Linked DNA regions of Homo sapiens: region 1 is linked to region 2. A link is an interaction called in ENCODE POLR2A ChIA-PET data of the cell type or tissue named here. Cell type or tissue: CD4-positive, alpha-beta T cell. All regions are shown on one strand. Links, peaks and the distances in the headings refer to the core of each region. The heading gives the core; the rest is flanking DNA.

Region 1 (16,302 bases), core at 419-2,918, 140 kb before region 2:
CCATTTGCTGCCTCCGCTGTAGAAGGGGCATGGTCATGATGGGCGTCACAGTGCCTGGCTCACTAGTACTGGGTGAATCATTTCTTTCCATCCCAAAGAGAAGGAACCTTCACCGGAAGCTGCCAATCAGGTGGTTGCAGGGCCCGGGATTGGAAAAAGTGGTTTTGTTGGTGCAAAATGCCTTCCCAGGAGGTCAGAGTGTCGCCGTGGCCTGGTCAGCCAGTGGCCAGGTAGAAAGCACCTGGCAGCACATGCTGGTGGGCGGAGGATGGTTGGTCTCTGGGCAGCTGCTGTGCGAGGTGTGGCCGTGGTGGCTGTGGTCGGAGATGGTGGCCTTCTGAGCAGGCCCAGGGGGTCACTGTGGCCCTTGGCTCTTCTCTAGCCCCCTCATCAGCTCCGTCAGTGTGAGCAAGGGGTACTGAAGAGGGCTCCACCTTTTTTCTCTTTGTTTTGAGGAGAGCTGGGAAGAGCTGCAGGGACCCTATCTGTCTGGGTGAGACTACGTCCTTGGTCTGAAACGCTCTCCCAGGGCTGCCTGCGTCTGGGCTGGGCGTTGAGGCAGGGGGCAGCTAAGATGTTGGCTGCTGACGGCAGAGTCAGAATGGCACGGGGCGTCTTCCAGGAGCTGGGAGAAATGGGGGTAGGCTGTCACACCCAGCACCTCCAGGAGGATGTCCAGCTGCCTGCTGGGTGGTGCGCTTTAGCTTTGGACAACCTCGTGTCTGAGGCCTGGCCTGGCCACTAGCTCTGTGACCTTGGGTCATCAGGTCATGCAAGCCTCAGTTTCCCCAGCATGTCAGCCGGGCTGATACACGCTGGATCTCTTGGTGGTGTGTGAGGATTGCATGAGAACCGTGTGGAGAGGGCACCTGGTCAGCGCTCCTTTCTTCCCCGCCTTCTCCCCGTTGGCTGACAGTGCTGGTTTCCAGAGCCTCCTTCCTGAATGTTTAATTGATTGACGAGTGAATTCAGAGAATCCTAAAGGTGCTGCCTGGTGGGCTGGGCCTGGCACTGCCTGGGGAGGGACTTGCCGGCTCTGGGGAAGTCCATCTCCCAGGATGGCTCCAGCTCCGGGGAAGTCCATCTCCCAGGGTGGCTCCAGTTCACAGACACGTTTGAGCGCCTGCTGTGTGCTGCGTTCTGCTCCAGGCCAGGCCCCCGGTGGGGACAGGGCAGACATGGCCCCTGCTCCTGTGGAGTTCACTTCCCAGCAAGGCGTGAGAGAGGCACCTAGCTCACATGTGGGACATGTTGGGGGTGTGCCGGCCCGGTGGTGGCCTGGCATAGCTCCCGGCAGCCCCGTAAAGCTGTCTGGATCAGGCACCGATAAGTGAGAAGAAGAGACCCAGAGAAGTCGCCATCAGCCCCAGGGTCACACAGCAGTGGCAGAATTCCTACTAGCCCTGCCCCTCTCCTTCTCCCAAGCGAATGTCCCTAAACACAGCCCCAGCCAGCCTGAGCTGCCCCGTCATTTCCCGACTACAAGCGGACTGGGGGCGTGGCTTCCCCTTAAAAGAAGAGGAAGGAGGCTCAGGCGGGAAGTGACTTGGCCCTGCAGCCGGCCTGGGAGGCTGGGGAGGGACGGGGTAGCTCCTGTCACCCGGTCTGGCTCTTTCCATTGAGTCACCTGCCTCGTCTTGGGCGTGGCCAGGGGAGGAACAGGTTGATTCTCCTCCTCATGCTGAGCTGAGCGGAAAGGCCTGTGACAGGACCTCCTGTTTATGCAGAACCTGGTCTTCAAGGGCGCCAGGGTTAGAAAAACATGTTTAAAAACATGCAGCATCCGAGGTGGGCAGATCACCTGAGGTCAGGAGTTCAAGACCAGCCTGGCCAACATGGCGAAACCCCCGTCTCTACTAAAAATACAAAAATTACCCAGGCGCAGTGGCGTGTGCCTGTAATCCCAGCTACTTGGGAAGCTGAGGCAGGAGGATCCTTTGAACCCAGGAGACGGAGGCTGCAGTGAGCTGAGATCGTGCCACTGCACTCCAGCCTGGGTGACAAAGTGAGACTCTGTCTCAAAAAAACAAAAAACAACAAAAAAAACCCCACACAGTGTCAAATAGAAAGTCTCACCTACTCAGACTGGGGAGACATCAGGAACAGGAAGGCCTGGGGCGGAGACTGGGGTGGGAGCCTGGAGTGCTCTGAAGGAAGCTGGCTCCTTGGGGCAGGCCCTGCCTCTGAACAGCAGCCAACATGTTTTCCATTGAAAAGAATAATAATAGAAAAAGAGAGAGGGAGAAAGAAAACAGCAACCCTGGCAGGAAGAGGGTAGGGCAGGGCAGACAGTGCACCAGGGGAAGTGCTTCCACAGGGCAGAGCTGGGTGCGGGGACCCCCAGATGCGGGCGGCAAACTGGAGACCCCACAGGAGCCGGGACTGGCTTCATTCCTCATTCCCTGCACCTGTGATGGGCAGCAGCGGCCACCGGTGCCCACTGGGCAGTTCCAGGCCGGGCCGAGGGACTGCACCCTTTTGCTGTGGGGAGGGGACCTTTCCTGTTTCATGTCTCGTCTATAAATAGTGAAAGGATGTGGCTTTGCAGAATCGATTGGGCGTCTAGCTTGCCTTCCTCAATAATGCAGCGATGACAGCTCCACACTCAGGACGCCGCTGTTACCCAGCCTCGTAAAAGCCCTGGCAGACGGCCGCCCACCCTCCAGGTGTGCCAGTGCAGTTTTCATCCCCAGCGCACAGGTGGGAAAGCTGTGGCTGCGAGGGCGTGGGGATCTGAGGCAGGCTGGCGTCAGCTTTCACCTTCATGTGCAGGCATATCCAGAACTTTCCGGATCTTTCCCCGGGCTGAGGAGGAAATACCAGCAGCTTTAACGAGCGGCTGGCTTTGGGGCATCACACCTGTGGGCCGGGCTGCGTTTGACGGCCTCGAGTTTCCCAGGCAGCGCTGGCGCTTTCTCCTGTGGGGCCCGGAGCTCCGAGGGGCTGTGAAGCAGGGCTGGCTCTGATTTGCTGTGCTCCCCACACTGTCCCCTCCCTGGGCCTCAGTTTCCCCATCTGTATGTGATTCCCCTTCCAACTACAGCCAGCGGGACCCTGGGGCGGGCTGAAGGCGTGGTGGTGGCTGTGGGCCCTGCGGCGAGGCCTGCGCTGGGCTCGGTGGTCGCCCCAGCTGGGGAAGGGGCAGTGGCTGCAGGGGTGGGAGGGTGGAGGGAAGCCCTTTTCCAAAGTTGCCTGGTTGGGTTCTCCTTGTGGCCCTGCCCCACCCCACCCTGCTCCCTGGGAGCAAAGGGAGCTAAGGACTGGTTTGGGGATGGATATGTATATGGAGGGATTCTGGGTGATGACTTATTCATATTACAAAATTTGCCTTTTTTTGTTTGTTTTTTGAGATGGAGTCTTGCTTTGTCACCCAGACTGGATTAGAGTGACGCAGTCTTGGCTCACTGTAACCTCTGCCTCCCAGATTCACGCGATGCTCCTGAGTAGCTGGGACTACAGGCACATACCACCACTCCCAGCTAATTTTTGTATTCTTAGTAGGGGCAGGGTTTCACCATATTGGTCAGGCTGGTCTCAAACTCCTAACCTCAGGTGATCCACCTGCCTTGGCCTCTCAAAGTGCTGGGATTACAGGCGTGAGCCACTGTGCATGGCCACTTTTTTGTTTTTTGAGATGGGGTCTCACCCTGTCACACAGGCTGGAGTGAAGTGGTGGGATCACGGCTGACTGCAGCCTCAAACTCCTGGGCTCAAGCGATCCTCCTGCCTCCGCCTCCAGAGTAGCTGGGACCACAGGTGTGCACCACCATGCCTAGCTAATTTTAAATTTTTTTGCAGAAGCGGGGTCTTGCTATGTTGTCCAGGCTGAAAATGTGACTTTTGAACTAAAGCATGCTGTTGCTTGACATCTAGTCCATTCACAAGTTCATTCAACCACTATCTAGTTCCGGGACTTTCTCACTGCACAAAACAGAAACTGTACCCAAATACTGTCACTCTGCCCTGACTGCCCCAGCCCCTGGCAACCACTAACCCGCTTTCTGCCTCTGAATTCGCCTCTTCTGGACGTTGCCTATGAATGGAATTGTGCCATAGGTGGTCTTTTGCCCCTGGCTTCTTTCACTGAGCGTGATGTGTTTAAGGTTCATCCATGTCACGCGTGGACTAGAACTGCATTCTTCTGAGGACTACATTTTAGCCTCCAGAAGCATCAGGGACTGGCCAGAGGTGGACCCCAGCATCCCAGCTCCCAGACAGTCCAGAGGAGGCAGGTGTTGGGAGGGCGTCCGGGGTGGCTTCCTGGAAGAGATGGCGCTCACTCTGGGCCGGTGCAGCCACCCGACAGCCACAGAGCCCCCTAGAGGGAGTCCTGGCATATTCCCAGGTGAACCTGTAGGATGGACTGGCGTGCCCGCGGCCCCTGTCCTGCTCAGGACTCCGAGACAGGCTCACAACCTGTCCCTGGGCCTCACTCATGCCAGCCGCCAAGCTGTTCAGCATCCCTTAGCCCCCAGGAGGCACACAGTGGGGCCGCGGTCACTGAGCGTCCACACGCCTGGTGCTGTAAGAATGCAAAGTAGAGGGTCTTTATTGAGCATCTACTACATGCTGAACCCTGGGGTATGGGTGGGCACGGCAGATGCAGGCCCCCCTGGGCAGGGGAGGAGCATGCCCCTTAAGAACCAGGCCACAGGATGGACGGGCTTGGCCACAAGCTAGGGGTAGTCACTGCAGCCTTCATGGCCTCCTGTGTGCAAAGTCAGTGCTGTGGGACCCCATCTGGGTGCACCTGCTGTGGCTTTCAAGTGAGGCCCACCACGGAGCAGCTTCCACGCTGGCTGGGACAGGGTCAGCGGCAGGGAGCTCCAGACCAAAGGAGCGGCGGTGGCTGGGGCAGCGGGGGGCAGTGAGGCTTTGGACACATCCATGGGGCGGGCAGGCATCTCAGCCCCCACCCGCCCAGTCTGCCTGCTCCGGGGCCTTCCCTTCCCTGGACAGAGCTCTGTGTGATTGGCTCCAGGCTGCTTCTCCCCCTGGACCCTCAGGGTCAGCTTAGAGTGACTGGCTATGCCCTGGCCTAGATCCAGGCCCGTGTGACAGGAGAGAGCTAGGAACCTGGCCCCTCACTCTGAGACACAGATGGTGTCCTCTCCAAGTTGCCCTTGGGACGGGGAAGCGCCATGTCCCCTGCAGGGCACCAGGCCAGCCAGTGGCCCTTGACAGCGAGGCCCTGTCTGCAGGCAGCTGGGGGACTTCTCCCTGTCGGGAGGATGCGTGCGTGTTAGCATCGGGGTGCCTGGTTGCCCCAGGGGTGGTGCAGGGCGGTTATAGGCGGTCCTAGCATTTTGGGGTTGCTTTCAGTGTATCTCCGAGACCTGTGGAATTCTGGGAGGAGAAACTCCCCAGCAGTGTCCTCAGTGCGCCCCCCTACCCTGTACCCGTTGCTCCTGGGAGGGATCCTGAGTGCTCCCCCCCACCCACCATGCACCCATTGCCCCAGGAGGGATCCTGAGTGCTCCCCTCTCCACCCACCCTGCACTCATTGCCCCGGGAGGGATCCTGAGTGCTCCCCCCTCCACCCACTCCCACCCTGCACCCATTGCCCCTGGGAGGGATCCTGAGTGATCCCCCCTCCACCCACCCTGCACCCATTGCCCCTGGGAGGGATCCTGAGTGCTCCCCTCTCCACCCACCCTGCACTCATTGCCCCGGGAGGGATCCTGAGTGCTCCCCCCTCCACCCACTCCCACCCTGCACCCATTGCCCCTGGGAGGGATCCTGAGTGCTCCCCCCGACCCACCCTGCACCCATTGCCCCAGGAGGGATCCTGAGTGCTCCCCTCTCCACCCACCCTGCACCCATTGCCCCTGGGAGGGATCCTGAGTGCTCCCCCCTCCACCCACCATGCACCCATTGCCCCGGGAGGGATCCTGAGTGCTCCCCCCTCCACCCACTCCCACCCTGCACCCATTGCCCCTGGGAGGGATCCTGAGTGCTCCCCGCCTACCCTGCACCCATTGCCCCTGGGAGGGAGACTTCTGTAGAGGCCTCACCTCTGAACCCCCCACTCACAGGCTCAGGGGCCCAGGGCTGGGGGCGTCCTGCCGTCTACACTCCAGATTGAGCCCGCACGGTTAAACAGGGCCCTCTCCGCACGCCCTGCCTAATGCAAAGCGGTGGCTTCGGGTGGGTCCCCAAGGGGCCTTGTGAACCCTGGGGGCCTGGCCCCTCCCACCTGGCTGCACCCGCTGGGCGGGAGATCCCATCCTCCGAGTCCTCAGCCCCTCAGCCTCAGCTGCAGCCCAGACACCAGGGCTCTGTGGGGCGGGGGTGGGGCAGCGGTTCCCTCAGGTCTGTGGGGCTGCCCTGCTGTGGTTCCTGCAATTTCCTGGAAGGAGGTCTGGGGCCTGGTGTCCAGTGGGGCCTGTGGGGACGGACTCGGGGGCTCTGTGGGGAGGGACTGGGGGCTCTGTGGGGACGGACTTGGGGGCTCTGTGGGGAGGGACTGGGGGGCTCTGTGGGGAGGGACTGGGGGCTCTGTGGGGAGGGACTCGGGGGCTCTGTGAGGAGGGACTGGGGGGCTCTGTGGGGAGGGACTGGGGGCTCTGTGGGGAGGGACTGGGGGCTCTGTGAGAGGGAACTGGGGGGCTCTGATGTGCTGGGCGTGCACAGGGGAGGCTTTGCCTCTGACATCCACACCTGCAGTTCCCAGGCACACACAGCGGCCCCATCGGGGTCCTCGCAATCACAGTCTGTGAGTGGCCACTACCAAGGGCGTCTCCGGATCAGGCCAGGCCCAGATGCTGCCCGGACCCAACCCCCACAGCGCCTGCCGCCACAGTAGGGACCAATGGCCACAGAACACTCACCCGGCCTCACTTGCACGGGGCTGTTCAGTCTGGTGGGCACCAGGTGGGCGCTGTTCTCGCCCAGTGGGAGGCCTGCCAGCTCCTTGGTTGCTAGTTGAGATTTTTCCCCAAGAAATAGTCGTGTTGTTCCTTCTGCTCCGCCTGGCACTGAGGTTGGTGACACGCCCCGACCTTGCTCTAATTGGCAGATGAGAATTTGTCATCAGATGTCGACCCTGTCTACGCAGTCCCCTGGCCTCGGAGTCCATTGTGCATCTCTGAAGGGCTTGAATTGGTTGTTTAAAGCTGGGTAAATGCCCCCTTGACATTCTGTTGACACTGTCAATTTGCTGAACAAACTCTTCCACAGGTAGCACAGGAGGCCAGTCTCGCCCCAGCCTGAGCCAAGGCCCAGGGAGGCAGGTCCTGTGTGGAGTCAGCCTTTTTGTGAGTGCAGCGGCCCTGCAGGATGCACCGGGTTTGAGAAGTGGACTCCCCCGTCTCCCGCCACATCCCAAAAGCCCTCAGCCATGAGGGCAGGACGAAGCCGACGGTCGCCCTCGTGCCGAGATGACAACCGGGCACAGAGGCGGTGGCTCCCAGCTTCCTGCCCTCTTCCCCGTAGTGGGGTTACCCAGCGTGACTCATGGCCCGAGCCACAGGCACCCGCCCAGGGAGCCACGGCGGGGAGACCTGGCTTTATTAGAGATGCGTTCGTGCCTCATCAAGTCCAAAGGAGGAAACTGGCGCGTCCCTCACTTTCCCTGAAACAGGCTCCCCCACAGCCCAAGCGGTCAGGTTAAGGTGCATTTGCAGACAGATGCCCTAGTAGGAGGCTGGAGCTTTTGGCCCAGAATTTTCCCTGCTGTAGGCCCATGGTCACCGAGCCTGCCCGGGGGCTGAGGCCCTGAGGAGGTGCCATTGCCCCACCCAAGCCTCAGACAAGTGTCCTGCCCTCGACCCTGCGGGAGGCAGCAGCTCAGGCCCTGACCCTGGCCAGAGAGGGCAGCTCTCTGAGGCTGCTGTGGCCGTGGCAGGCAGGGGCTGGGCTTGCCGGGCCGTCGAGTGGGCACAGAGACTATCTGGGAAGGAGGTGGGCGGTGAGAGCTGACTCCCCGCAGCCGGGGGACAGATGAGCCCCGTGCCGCACAGCAGGGCCGCGTGGTGGGGCCCCCCAAGTTCCGCTCGGTTTCAGCTGTTGACGAGCGGAAACACACAGTTACTGGAAATGAGAGGTTTGGGGGAGCCGCCAGGGGTTGAACATGTGTGGTTTCCCTGACGGCTTTTCAGTAAGAGATGCTTGAGCTCAGGCTGGGCACTGGCTGGTGCGCGGAGGGGGCTGGGCCAGAGTCCCCCCCTTGGGCCTCCACTCTCCATCCTTATAGAGGGACCTGGGTTGGTCCCAGCTCCCGGGGTGCAGCCCCTGGGTGGCCCCTCCTACTTCCCCTTCAGTGGTCAGAAGGAGGCTGGCCTCATTCCTGTCTGACGGAGAGCCAGGTGGGGAGGCCGGGCGGGGCTGAGTGTCCAGGGTCCACATGGTGGCGGGGCTCAGGCCGTGGCGAGGTCCTGTCCTGGGCCTCCAGGGTCTGGCCCAGCACAGAGCTCTGCAGCTCTCTGGTGGACGGGCCTGGCTGGGCTGTCGGCAGCCCTGGGGCCAGGTGGGCAGTGGGAATGGAGGTGGAGGCAGGTGGGTGGCTGCAGGTGACTGGAAGGCTTGGCTCCAGCCTGCAGGGGCTGCAGTCCAGGCCGGCCACCCCCACGAGACCTTCCCCCTTCCAGGTGTGGGGTGGCACTGGGTCAACAACACAGGCCACGGACTTCTTTCCCCCACGTGGGCCGTGCGACCCCGGGCCGCCACCACCTCTCTGAGCTCCCCTCCTCCTTAGGAGATGGGAAGCGGCTGGGGCCATGAAGTGTCCCCCAGGGCTCCTGACAGCCCCAGCTGCCGTCCTCGTGGCTGGGCGACTGCCGCGAATTGTTGCGCCTTCTTTTGAGTTGGCTACGGAGTCATGGCGGCTGTGGGAGGTGTAGCTGGGTCTCGGGCGGCACGCCCGGCTCCCCCGGGGATGTGTCATCTGTGTCATCCACCCTGGAGCCCCTTCCTGGTGCTGTGGGGGCCCCTCCAGGAAGGTCTCTCCCAGAGGCCAGCCACAGGCTCTGGGGAGACTGTGTGGGATTTGCATGCAGTTGTGTGCTATTTGATCGAGGTCATGTGTGGGATTTGGGCGAGGTCCTGCGGGATTGGGTGAGGTAGTGCGAGATCTTTGGGCGAGGCCGCGAGGCACTGGGCGAGGCTGGGCATTATTCAGTGCCTTGGAGGGGCAGAAGTTTTAGGACCTGCCAAGTCCAGCCCAAGAATCCCCAACTTTCCCCACAGGGAAAGGTACCCCAGACAGTCCCCAGCCTGTGCCAGCTGTCTTGGGACACCCTGGTGTCCCCCAGGTTGTGGCACTGCAGGCCCCTCCCCCAGGTGCCCCTCCTTATGGGCCCCTCCCAGGGCTGCAGGCACCTGCCTGGATCCCACTTCCCAAGTGTGGGGTAATCCCAGGCGCCCGGTGATCACGCTGGGCCCGGGCAGAGTGAGGCTCTGAGGGGGTGCCAGGGGCACAGTGGGCCAGTATGTGAGCCGGGCTGGGCGCTGGGACTGGGCCGGCAGGCGAGCGGTGTTCCGAGAGGAGGATTCCTGGGCTCGGAGGCCCCTCTGTGCCTCGTGTGGTCAGAGAGCAGGGAGCCGGCGGGTGTGATGGGGATGAGGTGACCTCTGGGGCCACCACTGAAGCCGCCGTCCATCTGCGGCCGAATCGGGAGGCACACAGAGGTGTCCTGGTGGTTTCCCGGGACAGGCGGGAGGAGGCGCAGGAGGGCGGCGTCTGCCCCCGGGATGCCAGGAGTGCTCCTCCGGCAGCGTGGGCTTCGGCTTCGTCCCTCTTTCACCAGTGCCGACGCCCCGCGGGTGCTGTGGGTGAAGGGGCATCGGTGCCCTCCTGCTGGGCGGGAGGAAGGAAGGGGAGCGGGAGGCTGGGTCTCTCTCGCCCAGGGCTCTGCCCCCACCACCCTAGGGTTTTGTGTTTCGGTGGAGCTGTAAGAATGCTTTGTCTGCTCCAGACTTCCCGGTCCTGGGAGATCAGGTGGTCAGGCAAAACATCCAGACCGTCTGGGTGGGGCTGGGGGTGCGGGGGACACGCGCCTTCCTCCTCTTTCCCAGGGAGCTTCTGCCACTCCTGTGCCACCCTGGGGAGCTGCCTTGCCCTGCCCCGCTCTGGTCCCCATCAGCAGGTGTGGTTCTGAGCTGCCTTCAGATCCGGGTGGTGTGCTGGGCATAGCTGCCCCGTTTTCTCACCTGTGAAATGGGCCCATTACACGCCCCCAGGGCGGTTGTGGGGGTCCCATGAGACAGAGCTTGGAAAGCCCGAGTGTAGGTCAGGCCAGGAGGGTTGTGGGCTCAGTTTCTTCACTGCTGGGCTGGTGTGTGCCGGACAGATGTCTCGGGATCCCTTCCCTCCCTGCAGCATTCTTAACAAGGACGCTGGACATGGAGTCAGCACCTCCGGGCGACTGCCCTGCTGGCTGTGGGGCTCACTCCAGAGGAGAACAGGAGCCCCTCCGGGGAGCCCCTTCCTGCCACCCCCAGCGACAGGATCTGTTCAGGAGCAGTGGTGGGAGGTTGCCAGAAGCATGTCTGGCGCTGGCCCGGAGCGCAGCCTGTGATGCCCGACTTCATTCATGGAGTGTGGTTTGAGCCCTCCAGCAGCGCTGCTGTGGGCCTGTCCATTGCCTTCCCTGCCTCTGAGCCATCGTGGGGTGCAGGGCTGGGCTGGGTCTTCTTGGGAGCAGAGCCCCGGCGTGTCATGACCATCTTGGCCTCTCCAACTCAAGAGGTTTGTCCACATGGGTCCCTAGGGGCCGTTGGGGTGACCCAGGGCAGGAGACACATGCCTGCTTTTGGGGGATCCGCGTGGGAAATTCCCGCAGTGGAGCAGCAGGTGGGGCTCCAGCAGGCGTTTTTCACACTCCAAACAGCCTGCGGGGGCACTTTGGTGACACCTAGTTCCTGGGGTCTCAGAGCCTGCTGGGCTGTGTCTTGGCATTTTGGGGAGGGGCTGGCCACATGCCCCCAGAGTGGCCACCCCAGCTCCGCCATCTCCACGGGCCTTCTGTCGGTCAGATGCAGACAGCCGTTCCCATGTCGGGTGAGGGCATTGTTTTCCCGGCTGCGGGAAAGGTAGCTTCCCGGGAGGACAGGTTCTGTCCCCATCCCGCCTCCCACACAAAGGGTTTCCCCGGAGCCAGAGGAGGAAACCTGGCCTTCCTGCACTTCCTCCTTCGCACATTTTAAACCATCCGAGGATGCAACTGGGGGAAAAGATTTGCAGACAAAAGAGCTGGGGGTGCCGGCAACAGCTGTTTGGGCCGGAAAGCCTGGCCCCGGCTCAGACCCCGGCTGGGTCCCTGCGCTGTGGCGGGCCGGCCGCGACCCCCGCCCCACCCAACTCCGCCCCCTGCTGCCCGCTGTCTCCGGAGCGGCGGCTGTTTGGGGCTGGCTCCTTTTCTGGGCCCCCACCTCCCTGAAGCCCCCACTGCCCCTTTCCTCCTTCCTGGGGCCCTGGGAGCCAGGGCAGGGCCCCCGTGCAGCTTTCAGCAGCTCCAGCCCAACGGCTGCAGGCGCTGGGGAAGACCACAGCTCAGGTGGGACCGCAGGTGGTGGCTGGAGGCAGCCATCCCACATCGCAGCCCCCAATCTCGTGGTTTTGTGCTCCAACGGTGAACAGGCCTGGTGGTGCTGGGCTGTCGTGGGCCCCTTGGCCCCCTCGGTGCCTGCATCCCTCTCTCCTGTCCAAGATGGGGAAGGAAGCCGGGAGCAGAAAGGGAAGAAAGACCCAGCGGCTGCAGGGCGCCTTTCAGGGCCTCCTAGCCACCGCAGAGGCTCCAGCCAGCTGTTTGAACAGGGGTTGGGACACAGGGTCCTGGCAGGTTTGAGGAGCCCGGGGCCTTCCTTGCTATAGCTCTTTGTTCTGGGGGATTTGGGGAGGCCAGGGAAGGGGCTGTGAGCAACGAGGTTCCAGCATCTTCCCAAGCCTCCTCCATCCCCCAGGGCTGGGCTGCTTGGCCGTTCCAGTGGGAGAGGACCCGAGGTGGGACCCCGAGCCCCCTGCCCAGCTCATTTCTTAGCAGCCGGTGCCTCCTGGAAGGTGGGTGGTGCCCACTGGGATTGGGGAAACTTGGTCTAGCCTCTACCCAAGGGAGGGGCTGAGGTCCCAGGACTCCCCCTGCCCCAGAAGCCTTGGTCCGGGCTAGAGCTGGGCTCGTTGGCCTCATGGAAGCCTGCCTTGGGAAGCATCCCCACCCAGGTCTGGCCTTGTCTCCCCGTCTCCAGTAGGGGGTCACAGTGTCCCCCCAGCCAGTCCACATATGGCCCCATTTGCTTGGGCAGGCCGATGGGTGGGCCTGTCTGTGTGGCCCAGGTCACCTGGTGGGGCCCACTGTCAGTGGCGTAGGTAGAAGGTGGTCAGCCTTGCTGGGTCTTAGCAGAGCACGGCAGGATCTGGGTCTGGGGAGGGCGTGGGGGTGCCCCTGCCATCACAGGAGCAGGCAGAGTGGGAGCCCTAGACTCCCCTCTGGGCAGAAAGCCCCTTGAGGCTGGGGGCAGGTCCTGCTGGTGAGGGAGGGGTCCCAGGGGCAGGGGCACCCTCAGGCTGGCCGCCTAGCGATTGGCTCCTGCAGGACGTGGCCACGGGCTCCCTGGGAGCAGCAGCTGTTGGGGGTGTCTGGGGAGAAGACCCCCATTTATTGCCCTGTGAGGGACCACACTGCTGCCAGGGGACCCTTGGGCTTCTGTGGCAGGACAGTGGGCCGGGATTGGCAGTGAGGCCCAAGGAGGGCAGGTGGGGCTGGACCTGTGGCTCTGCTGGGGAGCAGGTGGGATGTGTTAAGATGCTGATTTCAGCCGGGCAGCTCCTCCCCTTCCCTTCCCAGGGAGCCGGGGTGTGCAGGGCCGTTCCTTCCCCTCTGGGAAGTGCAGCTCCTGTGCACCGGAGAGGCCCCCGCACTGTCCCTGCCCGTCCCACCAACTGTCCCTGCCCGTCCCTCCACTGTCCCTGCCCATCCCCCTCACTGTCCCTGCCCATTCCCCGCACTGTCCCTGCTCATCCCCAACACTGTCCCTGCCCATCCCCCCCTCACCGTCCCTGCCCATCCCCCCCGCACTGTCCCTGCCCATCCCCCCCCACTGTCCCTGCCCATCCTTGCCTTGGGAGGTGCTGTCACCTGGTGGAGCCATGGGAAGCACCTCTCCCACCCAGGGTCTCTGGTTCCTGTGGCGGGTGCAGAGCCAGCCACATCACTGACACCCCAGCTGGGTTGGGTCCAGCTGACCCCACACCCCCACCCCTCTGCTCGGCCTCTGCCTGTGCCCCCATCCCTGGCCCTGCATGACCATAAACTCCTTGAGGGCAGGAAGTGAGTGAGTCCTACCCGCACTGAGTCCCTCTCACCCCTCCTTCTCATTTTGGGGCGGAGGGAACTGTCTTCTGTCCCCTGGGGGTGGCAGATGGCCGCTTAGCTTAGAAAGGAAAACAGCACAATTTAGAATTCGTCCTGGGTGAAAGGTCTCGGCAGCATCTGCCTCCTGCTGCTTTCTGGAGTCGCATTTCCATGGAGCGGCCCTGGCAGGGAGGGTGGGAGTGGCACAGTGGAAATACTGAGGCGGGAACAAAGTGGTGGCGGTAGAGGTGGCGGGAGCGGCACAGCAGGCGCCGGGGCCACTTGGCACCCTCCCCCCGCAGCCCTCCTGGAGTCCCCGCCCGCCGCTCACCTGCGGGGGGCCCAGATAGGACAGGTTACCCCAGCGCCGCCAGGCCACTGAGCGTGGGGGATGGGACAGGCAGGTGCCGGGTGACCCTAAGAGGGACGCACGGAAGGGGAGTCCACGGGGGCACACCTGGCGTGGGTTGGGTCTCCTCCGTGGGAGCCCGAGAGCTGGGTGGCTTGGTGGACAGGGCAGCTCTCTCGTCCAGTCGGGGGAGACTGGCGTTCCCTATCTCAAGCCTCACTTTTTAGCCCCAGAGGGGTCTCCCCACCGCCCCTGATAGGAGGAGATGCGGGGACGGTGGAAGGTGGGGTGCGGGTCACTCATGGAAGCCCTGAGGATCCCCGTGGGCGCGGCAGCTGTTGGGTGCCACCTCACTCGGCCAAGCCCTGGCGCCCACCTCGCGGCCCACACCCACCTGGCCGCCGGGACAGCATTGAAGACAGAGTGGCCCGGGTACCGGGGGTGTGGCCAGCGCCAAAGCTGTGAAGGATTTGCTCACAGGCTGGTGGTCCTGGCCATGGCCATGCTGCAGGCCTGAGGTCCCTCCCACCTTCTCAGGGACGTCTGGGTGCTGTGCGGAGGGCAGGTGTTCGCCGTCTGTAGGGTGCTCCAGCTCTGTGGCCATGTGGGAGAGAGGTACAGACTGGGGCGGGCACAGGCTGGAGGCTGCCCACAGCAGCAGCGGGAGACTGGGCCCAAAGCTGCCCCCCACACACAGACCCCCACACCTGGCTCAAAACTTTCTCCAGGCTCGGCCCGGTTCCCCCCAGCTAGCGCGTCTCACGGAACCTCCAAGCCGTGGCTGTGGGGCCGTGGCAGGGGCCTTCCCTGTGGTGTCCGATGCCCAGGCTGGGAGTGGGGGCGGACAATGGGCCCTCTCAGCCTGCATTCCCCCACGGGAGCCTCCTCAGGCCTCCGGCTGGGGCTCCTGCCCCACCCGCTGGGAGCAGCTGCCGCCACGTCTGACACCTGCTCCCAGCCGCCCTTTGTCCGAGCACCGACGCCTGATTTATGGGGCGTGTTTTCCTCTTGCTGGCCCGGCGTGATACAGCCTCGTTAACTGGGATGCGTCCGGTTGGGCAGATTCTCCCACAGTCCTCCACGTTGGGGTCCGCGCTCAGGGTGGGGAGTGGGGCCCGGTGTCCGGGCAGAGTGTCGTGGTCCATTCAGGGACAGCCAATGTCCTGTGACCTCAGGGCACTTGGTGGGAGACTGCTCTAGGGGCTCGGACCTCCAGCGTCTCCCCTCTGGGGTCCCCTAAAGCTGTGGGATGGGCCTCCCCTGCCCCTCCTCCCCGTCTTGCCCAGCAGGTGAGCTTTTCCCGCTCCTTGGAGCCTCGAGGGGCCGGGAGGCAGGGGACCAGCTTGCATGGGCCAGGCTGAGGAGCCTCCAGCCCCGGCTTTGATGACCGAGCGCCCTCTGTCCTGTACCCACCCCCTGCCGACTTCAGCGGCTGGGAAAGCAAAAAGGGCCTTTTCTCCAAGCGGGAGCTGTGGCCAACTCCCGCCTGACAATGGGGCATTTATGTGGAGGGAGGGCGCCCCTCCTGTGGCCACAGCCCAGCCCAGCCCAGCCTGTGCACTCCACGGGTTCCCAGCGGCCGCTCCACCTCGGGGACCGGCCAGCCTGTAACTGGATCTGCATGCAGTGGGAACCACGTCTGCCCTCCCAACAGGTGCCCGCAGAGGCAGGTCTGTCGCTGCAGCCCCGGAGTGACCGGCCACATGGGATGGAGGAGGGGGAGCCTCATTCCGGGGCTGTGCCCGTCGCTCACTGGGCTGGCAGGAGCCGTAGCAAGGCCTGAGTGAATTCCCCAGAGCCCCTTTGGAAGGGGTGACATGTGTTTTCTTTAAGCCAGTTGGTTTGGGACTTTTGGCTTCTGGCAACAGATGGTCGGCCAGAGTGGCCCTTTTGCGTTCTCTCTACCCAAGCCGTGGTCACGGGTAAAAGCCTTCGGGGAAGACAGATGCCTCCCGGGCCTTTGGGACAGGGGCGTGGCTGGCTGCTGAGAAACGCACAGGAACCCCCACCCCCAGCCTCCACAAGCCCCTCGGGGTAAGGCCCCCCCAGGCCACTGCCACACATAGCACAGGTTTGATTGGAGACACTGGGGTGGGAATAAGCGGGAGAGGAGGCGAGGACTTGGGGGGCCGGTGGGGGTCCTGTGGGAAGCCGGCAGCTTCAGGGCCGGTCCTGGGGCAGGCGGCCGCCGCAGCCCCGCACCCAGGTGGGCTCCGGAAGGCGGGACGGTTCCCTCTGTACATCCCATCTGGAGGAGGCCATGCCCACCCAGGGCCTGAGCCGTGAGGCTGCTGCCTTCCCGGGCCGCTGGGGCCGCTGAGGCTGGTGGCATGTTCTGCTTCAGAGGCTTCACCACTGGGAAGAGCGGCGCCCGGCGGGTCCCAGACCTTTTCCCGGAGCGCAAGGCCAGGAGGTGACTGGGGCCGGAGATTTATGACCACAGCAGGTGGCTGGGGGGGGCAGGCTCTGCGCCTGTTGCCGCAGGGAACAGGTGAGACCAGGCCTGGGTGGAGATGCAGGACCCCTCCCCTGGCTCCCCTTGTTCTCTCTGAGCCCAGACTGTGTGTCCGGGGTGAGGGGCAGCCTTTCACCCACCTTGACGGGGTTGCAGAGACCTGGCAGAGGGACCTCCTCCTGGCACCTTGGTTTCCCCGGCTGTAATGT
Region 2 (4,706 bases), core at 1,399-3,898:
AACCTCCGCCTCCCGAGTTCAAGTGATTCTCCTGCTTCAGCCACCCGAGTAGTTAGGACTACAGGTGCCCGCCACCACTGCTGGCTAATTTTTGTATTTTTAGTAGAGACGGGGGTTTCACCGTGTTGGCCAGGCTGGTCTCAAACTCCTGACCTTGTGATCCGCCCACCTCGGCCTCCCAAAGTGCTGGGATTACAGGCGCGAGCCACTGCCCCCGGCCTCTGAGTAAAATTAACTGGCATCTGTGACCACAGGTCTTTGAAAAGTGCCTGCCTCCGTCTGTGGTCTCCCTCTGTAGTGGCTGCAGGTGGATGCTGCACTGACCCAGCATCTCTGCTTATCAGGAGGCTCTGGAGCCACACCGCAGAAGCACACGCCCTTTTGAGCCAGACATGCTGACTTTCTAATAAGGATGTTCTCTCTCCACAGCTGAAAGATGAAAATTCTAAGCTGAGAAGAAAGCTGAATGAGGTTCAGAGCTTCTCTGAAGCTCAAACAGAAATGTATGTAAGCTTTTAGTTAGGAATGCAATCCACAACATCTAATACACAGGGAAATCCGTTTTTAAATGATAATGAAGTAATCAGAGTCAAACCAGATCTGGGTTTTATTGTATATAAATGTTCAGCATCAAACACATTTCTGTGTTCTGCCTAAAAGTTTATTTTGAGACAGTCTTGCCGTGTCACCCAGGCTCGGGTGCAGTGGCGCAATCACGGCTCACTGCAGCCTTGACCTCCTTGGCTCCAGCAATCCTCCCATCTCAGCCTCCTGAGTAGCTGGGACCACAGGCGTTTGCCACTGCACCTGGCTAATTTTTAAATCTTATTTTTGTAGAGACAGGGTCTCACTATGTTGCCCAGGCTTGTCTCAAACTCCTCGGCTCAAGGAATCCTCCTGCCTCAGGCTCCTAAAGTGTTGGGATTATAGGCATGAGCCACGGCGCCTGGCCAAGGTTTATTTTAAACTTTAGGCAAAAAGCCACCAAACACCTTGTTGGAGCAGCAGTGCTGTGAGAGCCGCTCCCTGCACGCCTGCCTGGTGGCTACAGGTCCAGGCCTGAGGCTGCCGCTGCCTCCCCTCTGTGCCTGAGACCCATTCCATCACAGGCTCTTAGCGGGTTTTATCTGGCTCATGAGGTATCTTTTTGTAGTCCTCTTAAAAGTAGCCACAGAAATTAACAACTCGGGTTTTTCTTTAACAAGGGTGAGGACGCTTGAGCGGAAGTTAGAAGCAAAAATGATCAAGGAGGAAAGCGACTACCACGACCTGGAGTCGGTGGTTCAGCAGGTGGAGCAGAACCTGGAGCTGATGACCGTATGGGTTTCTTCTCTGAATCGGACGAGCTGGGTGGGGCAGGAGCGCTCCTGAGAAAGTGCTGTTGTCCTCAGCAGCCGGTGCAGCCTGCCCTTGGGAGCGGGGCCATGTGGCTCTCTGGGACTGGTGTTCTTTGACGTCGCTGTCTCGCTGTGCCTGGGGATAGCTGGCCCACGAGGGCATCCGTGGGGAGTGGGGGGCCAGAGCACAGACACTGCACGATGAGCCCTTCCCAGGGGTGGTCTGAGAGTGGAGGCGGGACTGGGAGGGGCACAGGGGCTGTGAAGGGCCACAGCCAGGTTGGGTGCCCTCCTGCTCCCTGGGTTGGGGCCCGTGTCCGGTATGAATGTGAGGACATCAGTGATGCTTTTTGTGGTTTTTCTTTTTTGGGTAACAGAAACGGGCTGTAAAGGCAGAAAACCACGTCGTGAAACTAAAACAGGAAATCAGTTTGCTCCAGGTAATTAAAGGAAGGGACTTCAGTGTTTTTCTTTGATTTGTGGAGTCACATAATGAATTCAGTAAGAAAGAGGCGAAAGACTCTGCTGGGGTTTCCCCTGAGCCCAAGCAGAGAAAGGACTTCAAATGAGGACAGCAGCCGCTTCCTGTCAGGGCGTGAAGCAGAGGGAGGCCCTGGAGCTCTGTTGGGAGTTTGGGGTCTGGCACGGGGCATCCACTTGTAGGAGTCCCTATTGCCATAGAGCTAGGTGCTGAGCATATACTGGAGTGAAGGGGAAGCCATTAGGCCCCCAGTCCCAGAGGCGAGCCCCCAGTTAGGCCAGAGCATGCATCTTGAGTGCCAGGCCCCCACGGGTAAGCCCTCGCCTCGCCAGGTGGTGACTTTCAGCCGGGTTGCCTCGGAGCTGCTCTGTCCTTAGCCGTAACCGTCCCCCCAGGCGCAGGTCTCCAACTTCCAGCGAGAGAATGAAGCCCTGCGGTGCGGCCAGGGTGCCAGCCTGACCGTGGTGAAGCAGAACGCCGACGTGGCCCTGCAGAACCTCCGGGTGGTCATGAACAGTGCACAGGCTTCCATCAAGTGAGTGCCTGGGAGGCACCGGGAAGCCTGGCGGGGAAAGGGGTGAGATTGGAGTGGTCGTCAGTGATCCTGGGTGGGGGCCCAGGCTGATGGCACCGTGGCTGGAGGACCAGGGAGCTGCAGGGAGGGACGCGTGCTCAGTGGTCCTGTTAGCTCTCTGGGTCACTGTGTGGACAGACCACAGGCTTTCTAACCTGCCTCGCAGTGTCTGATCCCACCTGGGAGGTGCAGACAGCCACAGCACCCTGCACTGAACCTCAGCCCCACCCCATGTGGGCGCTGAAGCTCTGAATAAAGGAAATAGTGGGGGTTTCCCTCCTGCTGAAAAAGCCACTTCCCAGAAGGCCCTTACTGCTGTGCCTGGCTGGGGACACGCCAGCCACCATGACTGTGACAGTGGTGAGTGTCTGCCACCCATTGGGCTGAGCTCTGCAGGGCGGTGTTGGCCCCCAGAGCACTCCCTGTGAACAAGGGAGCCGTCTCCTGTGAAGTCAGGTGTGGGTCTCCTCCAAGAGGAGCTAGGAGTGGAAAACCTGTGGTTCTCCCCCAGCCCCTCCCTTTCTCCCAGGAACCCTGTCCCTTTCTTCCCCCGGCAAACCCCACCCCTTGCTCCCAGGAACCCTGTCCCTTTCTTCCCCGGCAAACCCCACCCCTTGCTCCCTGGGACCCTGTCCCTTTCTCCCCCGGCAAACCCCACCCCTTGCTCCCTGGAACCCTGTCCCTTTCTCCCCCCGGCAAACCCCACCCCTTGCTCCCTGGGACCCCTTCTGTTTCTCCCCCCAGAATTCTGTCCCTTTCTCCCTGGAACCCCTTACCTTTCTCCCCGCCAGAACCCTTCCCCTGTGGAATCCCTCCCCGCTCTGGAAACCCTCCCCTTCCTTCCCCACCCCCACCCCCGGAATTCCTCCCCTTTCTCCCCCTCAGAACCTCTCCCCTTTTTCTGCCTACCAACCCCTCCCCTTTCTGCCCCCCACCCCCTGTGGAAACCCTCCCCATTCTTCCCCCTGGAAACCCTCGCCTTCCTCCCACTCAGAACCTCTCCCCTTTCCCTACCCCTTGGAACCCCTCCCTTTTTCCCCCTACCAACCCCTCCCCTTTCTCCCCCCAGAACCCTGTTGCTGCTGAGTAGCTGCTGCCACCCATCCTGATATCCATGCTTGTTTTCAGGCAACTGGTTTCCGGAGCTGAGACACTGAATCTTGTTGCCGAAATCCTTAAATCTATAGACAGAATTTCTGAAGTTAAAGACGAGGAGGAAGACTCTTGAGGACCCCTGGGTGTTCTCAGCATGAAGCTCCGTGTATACCCTGAGGTCACCACCGCTCGATCTAAATGTGCAGTTGTGTCCTTAAATATGCAGTCTTCACCCAGAGTAAAGTGTTGATCGCAAGAGTCCAGTGTCGTGCCCTCAGCCAGTTCTTGGCCACCACAATGGGAGCAGCCCTGGCCGAGTTGTCTCTGTGGTTTCTATGCAGCCCTTCTTGGCGAAATTCCTGCGATCTTATAGATTCTAATGAGCTCTTGGAAGACATTGTCATAAAAGCCAGTGATTTTAAGAAAAAGAGTGGTTCTGGAATCAATGTTTTCCAGTCCCATCCCAGAACATCAGTTGTAAGATAAGTACAATTGGTTGTCCTTGATTTCATAAGTAGAACAAACACTAAATGTGCCTCTGAGATGGCCACCCCGGGCAGGGACCTGTGCCTTCCGCCGATGCTCAGGGCTCCCTCTGGCTCCCGGGTCACTCTTGTGGCCCCAGTGGGTGGTCCCTGCAGTCATGGCCTGAGTGCGCAGGGGCCACCGCGTGGCTGCTGCTGTCCTCCTCCGGGACCCACGGGGACCAAGGTCACACGTTCCGTGCTGTGAAGCTGTCCAGATGTGCCTCTTTGGCTGGGGGTTCTGGTGGACGTTTCAAGTGGCATTTTGTACAATGCAGGTTAGAATTCAGGAATTTCAAGTATGTGCCCGGGTCTGTCAGGTCCCAGTTGCCTTTCTGACGGCCCCCCTCAGAGGGACGGCGATGAGCACTAAATGCTTTTTTGACTATTTTCCTATAGATTTTTTTTAAAACTTTTTTTTCCTCCTGTTCCAATTGATAGCTTTCTTATTTAATAAATTCTGTAGTTCACCGCACTGTCTCTTCTCTGCTGACTTAGCCAGTCCTTGGAGAACGCCGTGGGCTTCCACACCTCACTTGCTCTTGCCCTAACTGGTGCCTTGTGCTGGCAGATTCTCTCCAGGTCCTCAGCCCTTGGGGTTAGGGGCAGACTCAGACCACTGCTGCCTGGGCCTGACCACTGGGACCCACACGTGATGGACGTGTGAGTCACGCAGCTGCACGTTTCAGAGCTGG

What was found. ChIA-PET counts read pairs that join two places held together with the same protein. Peaks named below come from ENCODE experiments on the same cell type or tissue, not always from the same donor. Only the 100,000 strongest peaks of a DNase experiment are listed, where the experiment ranks them.
Region 1: POLR2A ChIA-PET joins it to region 2 with 6 read pairs; 4 of 35 experiments call an interaction of 5 or more read pairs at or near these places.

Annotation. Positions count from the first base shown.
Region 1 is chr9:136,525,125-136,541,426 of GRCh38, reverse strand. All of the region lies in intron 2 of NOTCH1 (notch receptor 1), which reads left to right. LOC124902310 (a long non-coding RNA gene) reads right to left here. Exons shown (of 3, transcript XR_007061865.1): 3 at 15,850-16,302. Among named protein-coding and RNA genes, the nearest start is that of NOTCH1, 13 kb to the left of the region's middle. RefSeq lists silencers at 1-230, 2,598-2,737 and enhancers at 1,065-1,749, 1,968-2,027, 2,038-2,127, 1,910-2,577, 6,034-6,083 and 1 more. In CD4-positive, alpha-beta T cell, for the core only: no CTCF peak of the experiment used is centred there; DNase peaks (open chromatin) are centred at 1,566, 2,106 and 2,566; H3K4me3 peaks cover 2,134 bases; H3K27ac peaks cover 2,454 bases.
Region 2 is chr9:136,401,702-136,406,407 of GRCh38, reverse strand. ENTR1 (endosome associated trafficking regulator 1) reads left to right here. Exons shown (of 10, transcript NM_001039707.2): 6 at 430-503; 7 at 1,206-1,317; 8 at 1,715-1,777; 9 at 2,214-2,353; 10 at 3,521-4,486. The coding sequence ends at 3,620. Among named protein-coding and RNA genes, the nearest start is that of SNAPC4, 3.9 kb to the right of the region's middle. RefSeq lists an enhancer at 1,224-1,293. In CD4-positive, alpha-beta T cell, for the core only: no CTCF peak of the experiment used is centred there; DNase peaks (open chromatin) are centred at 1,907, 2,677 and 3,091; H3K4me3 peaks cover 1,016 bases; H3K27ac peaks cover 1,736 bases.